2 separate regions of the Homo sapiens genome follow, and region 1 is linked to region 2. The links are chromatin loops, found by intact Hi-C in ENCODE. Cell type or tissue: endothelial cell of umbilical vein. All regions are shown on one strand.

What was found. Hi-C counts contacts between places; a loop is a spot of excess contacts. Peaks named below come from ENCODE experiments on the same cell type or tissue, not always from the same donor. Only the 100,000 strongest peaks of a DNase experiment are listed, where the experiment ranks them.
Region 1: a loop joins it to region 2, with 3 times the contacts of the local background. A loop is called at or near these places in 4 of 110 quality-filtered maps.

The regions. Positions count from the first base shown.
Region 1 is chr3:159,456,740-159,459,239 of GRCh38, forward strand. The region is part of intron 4 of IQCJ-SCHIP1 (IQCJ-SCHIP1 readthrough); the gene reads left to right. The region is part of intron 1 of SCHIP1 (schwannomin interacting protein 1); the gene reads left to right. Among named protein-coding and RNA genes, the nearest start is that of MIR3919, 180 kb to the left of the region's middle. In endothelial cell of umbilical vein, no CTCF peak of the experiment used is centred here; a DNase peak (open chromatin) is centred at 1,482.
Region 2 is chr3:159,804,141-159,806,640 of GRCh38, forward strand. All of the region lies in intron 4 of IQCJ-SCHIP1 (IQCJ-SCHIP1 readthrough), which reads left to right. All of the region lies in intron 2 of SCHIP1 (schwannomin interacting protein 1), which reads left to right. LOC101928351 (a long non-coding RNA gene) reads right to left here. Exons shown (of 4, transcript XR_007096144.1): 2 at 571-788. Among named protein-coding and RNA genes, the nearest start is that of IQCJ-SCHIP1-AS1, 37 kb to the left of the region's middle. In endothelial cell of umbilical vein, a CTCF peak has its summit at 1,210 (motif pointing left); a DNase peak (open chromatin) is centred at 1,161; H3K27ac peaks cover 251 bases.

The DNA.
Region 1 (2,500 bases), 350 kb before region 2:
TTTTTCTTCCCAAACCTCTTGGTCACCCTGACCTGACTTTAGAAGTATCAAAGAGTGAGAAAGTCACATGTAGTCACATACACACATCATAAATAAGTGTGTATCCTCATAAAAATATGCAGAAAATTTTAAAGATCATGATTTTTAATAAAGGATTTTATAGAAGCACACAATATCAGGAAGGGTTGTTAAAAACATAACATTGTGTTCACATGGTGTGTATTTATCAAATTAAGTTTATCTAATTAGCGTGGCAAAATAAAACCCTTACTATAATTATAATTTGGAATTTTTGTACTATAAGAATTTTTTTCTCAAATTACAAAAGCTTGCATATGCCATTTGTCTCTGTAAAAATTAAATATATTCATTTATACGTGGTATTTTAAAAATGAGAGATAGTGAGAAATTCTGGATGTGTTTACTGATGACCATGCCTATAATTAGCTCCAACTTCCTCATTTAAAAAGGAGATTTCCAAGAATAATAGCTCATCTAATTGAAGATCATTATAAACAAATTAGGATGTAATTGTGAGTTGTGCTAATGATGCATGTTAAATGTATAAAGTGATATCCTGGTGTAGAATTATGGTGAATATGTTTGTCCTTACCATTCTTTGTAATTATCATTTCTGTTATGCTTGTGCTGTTTCTGTTTTTTTTTTTTATGTGTATAACATTTTGGAAGTAGGGAAGTTGCAAAATTGGTGCTGTGCTTTGGGACAATTCATTTACTGAGCAGGTATGAGTTGGATTGGAGGAGCAAGAGAAGTCCTTGATGAAGGGAAGGGAGGAAGCTATAAAGAGAATGTTTAGTTTTATTAATATCTGATTTAAAATATCATGTATTAGATGTTGATTCAACAGAGTTATATCATTCAGGAAAATATGACATATCAAAGAGAAATATATACAGTAGTCTTCCCTTATCCTCAGAGGATATGTTCCAAGACCCCCAGTGGCTGACTGAAGCTGTGAATAGTACTGAACCCCGTATATACTATGTTATTTCATATACATACATTCCTATGATAAAGTTGAATTTAGAAATTAGGCACAGTAAGAGATTAACAATAAAATAGAATAATTATAACAATATATGTAATAAAAATTATGTAAATGTGCCCCCCAAAATATCTTACCCTTCTCTACTCATGCAGTTTTGGGCTTTAGTTGACTGCAGGTAACTGGAATTATGGAAGGCAAAACCACAGATAAAGGAGCACTACTGTATTTTTAAAGAATGTTGGCAAAAATATATTAAACCTCAAAACTGGCTTAGCAATTAATAAAACTTTTGAGAATGTCTTCTGTGCAAGGAATTTTAAGCATTTTATCATGCACATACTTGCAAAGTGATGCAGAGCTCTGAGGAAATAATCCAAAAGAAACTTTAAACATAATTGTAATATGAAATCACCATGAGTTATCTTCATGCAAATGTGTCTGGGTGACTCATGGCACTGATCCAATGACAACCCTTCTGTCCTCCCCAGTAGTTGTCCTTTCTCAGGAACAGGTGACCACGCCTGCCTAACCACATACATCCCTCTCCTGAGAAAAGTCCACTCTCCAGGACCTCACTCTAGCTGCTGAGGGCACTCCCTGGAGGATGTGTTTAACTACATCTCCCAAAAGACAAACTGCAAGCCCAGGAGGGCGATCTCAGCAGGCAAAGTATTCAGGACACAAGAGTGGCCTCTGAGCTTCTTTTCTTCTTTGGCTCCTGGAAACTAAGAACAAGGGAAGAAGTGGACTCAGCATGGGCAATTTTTAAAAGTTACACAGTTAGTTCAGCCTCACAACAGATGAACTGACTTTTCTTTTTTTTTTTTTTAAAGGAGTTAATGGTTTGGGCTGGTTGTAATAGCTCCTTGTAATAGATAGTAAAGAGTTTTCTGGATTGAAGCCAAACTTACCTTCAGTGAAAAACACATGAAGGTAATTGCTTAGAGAACTTGCACACTGAAGAGAAGAACAGTTCATGACATTTTAACACAATAAATGATGGGGAAATCCCATTAGGGAATTAATCTTTTATCCATGGAGCTAGAAAGTTAAAAGAGAGAAAACTAAAAGTATTCTTTTATCTGCTTTAAAGTGAAAAAACAAAATCCTAAGGGAGCTACATATTTGCTAGAAAGTACAGGGACTTTCCTGAGCTTGTGCTCTGATGAAATAAGGGGTTTTATTCTTAATGCAGTTTAACATGCATCTTCATGTGGACTTGTTTTCACTGAATACCTTTATGCTATTTCTGTAAGTATATTATTCTTCATTGTTCTAAACTTTGGCATCAAAAATTACATGTATATTTGATGATTCAAAGAAGATAATTATAAGTTTCTCTTCTCTCTTTTTGATTATGCAATATATAATGAGGGCACATTTACTCTCTCTGCATACTCGGCACTCAATCATGTTTGCTGTTCACTCACATTCTTCACTTTCTTAGAAGTCCTCATGCTCCGACTGCTGCTATCCCAGGTATGGTCTCC
Region 2 (2,500 bases):
CCCTCTCAGTGATTCTTTACTGAGTTAGAGGTAAAACCCCACAATGAACTATAGGAAATCCCACTCTTTTAGAGCTCTGAGTATTTAGAGACTGATTTGGGCTGAGCAGGTGAGGGAGATTGGTAGCAGAGAGCTGGAACTGGAGGCCTGTTCTCTCTGTCAGTTCATTACTTTCAAAGGTCTGTTGCAGGGAGCCTCCTTGTCCTCCCAGTGTAAGGAAATATAATTGTGATCAATACATTTCCAAAAAATATATCTCCACTGCTAAGGACATGGTAAGGAAATGGAACAAATTAATAAAAAGGGCTTCTCAGCCAACTGGAAAAGAGGCAGGCCATGAGTATACAATGTCTTCCTCAGTTTTTCTTCCCCAGTTAAGCATTCTGGGTCCCCTCCCTCTCATTTATTTGCTGCTGTGATGTCTGCAGGGTAGGGTGAGCTGGCATAAAGTTTATTAAATAGTAGCTTGCAGATCACTTGCTACCACATTTTCCAAAGCTTGCCTTTGTCCCCTCGGTGTATACTTGAGATGCCTTCAGTCAGATGAAAATCATGGAAAACCAAACTAACCTGGCTTCACAGTGATGAGATTGGTTGGCTCCTGGTTAGGAAAGGCTTCAGAATGTGTTTGTTTCATTGGCCCAATGGGGCATCACCAGGAATGCTGTTATTTTTTTTCTTTAAACTTCTCTGCTCTGTTTTTTGCCGTCAGTTTCATTTACAGCTATCCTCCCACACCTTCCGGTTGCCAAATGATTTTCCTTTCCTTTGAGTTTATTCATCACTGTCTAGGGAGAGGGAGAAAAAGAAATGGTCACTTCCAAGAACTCTCTCAAAAGAGCCAGGAACTATTTTCCCAGTCATCCTCAGCAGATTTCTCCTCAATCTCATTGGCCCAAATAGGGTGTGGTGTTTATCCTTGAACCCGTAAGTGGAGCCAGGGGATGGGATAATGAGCCACAAGCCCTACCACCTGATCAACTTCCCCCAAGCACCTGGGCTTTGCAGGAGGAATTGAAGGTGCTCAAATAAAAGTTAAGGTAGTTACTAAAAGAAGGAGAGTGGTGTTGGAAGAGCAACTACAGTGCCTATTAGACTCCTGCTGTTCTGAGAATCAGCTCCAACCCACTCCTAGCAGCACCCAAGGAACTGGGGCTCCTAGCCTGACTCACAACTCTTGGAAGCTGCTGACCCCTAGTGTCTGAGGAAAGCATCGGCTCTAGAATCCAGAGGCATGGGTTTACCTCTCATGAGAATCACAGCGGCTGTGACACACTCACACACACAAGGAGGTTGTAAGCAAATTAAAACCTTTAGAAGTACTTTAATGAGTAAGTGAGTTTAATTGAAAGTCTTCCAAAGACACTGTAAGACTTAGGCCTCCCTCACCTTGCTGATCAGCAACCTCAGAACACTCTCTGTAGTCCTTTTCACACCTGTAAATTGTCATCCACAGTGTGTCTTTCTCTCTAGACAGAGGGTGTGCTTTTTGAGGGTGGGGCCTAAGTGCAAAACACCCAGCTCCTCACCTTGAACTCCTGCATGCTTAGTAAACACTTGTATGAGTAAACGAAAGACCCAACTGTTGTTCAGCTCTCCTTTCCTCTCCCCTTCCATAGCCATGGCTTTCTCTTATAAATATCAGCTCTACCAGCTTAATTGTACTCCTTTTTTTTTTTTTTTTTTGAGAGGGAGTCTCGCTCTGTCACCCAGGCTGGAATGCAGTGGAGCGATCTCGGCTCACTGCAACCTCCGCCTCCCAGGTTCGAGCAATTCTCCTGCCTCAGCGTCCCGAGTAGCTGGGACTAGAGGTGCCTGCCACCCACACCCAGCTAATTTTTGTATTTTTAGTACAGATGGAGTTTCACCAAGTTGGCCAGGCTAGTGTCAAACTCCTGACCTCAGGTGATCCACCCGCCTCGGCCTCCCAAAGTACTGGATTACAGGCGTGAGCCACCGCGCCTGGCCAATTGTATTCCTAATAGGACAACTAAGCAATCAATTGTGTTTTGAAGCTGCATGTTATACGAATGGGAAAATATTCCAACAACCCCAAATACACATCTAAGCAGCTGCTTTTGTGTTGTGGAATACCCACTATCTGGTCAGTAGAGAAAGCAGAATTTTTTATTATAAGCAGATCAACATTGCTACTGTGAATTCTTTGAGCAGTAGGCAAAGCTGTGTTAGAATGGGTTCTTCTTTGGTCTGTATGTGGCAGGTAACAGGACTTCTCCTGTGCTTCATGATTTGGGTTAGGAAGAGAGAGGAAAGGCAACAACATGGTAATTATAATATAGAATGACTCAAGACAAGAAAGAATAGGTTTTTGTTTTGTTTTGCTCTTAATTGACTTGTAATTCAAGCGTGAAATGTGGCAGCTTTCAGGATTGGAGAAACTTTGCACAAACCCAATATTAGAAGTTAACTGCCATTAGCTGTGGAGGGCACCAAAGGACAGAGAGGATTTCTCAATCTGGGAGCTGAAGGCGAGTTCTGG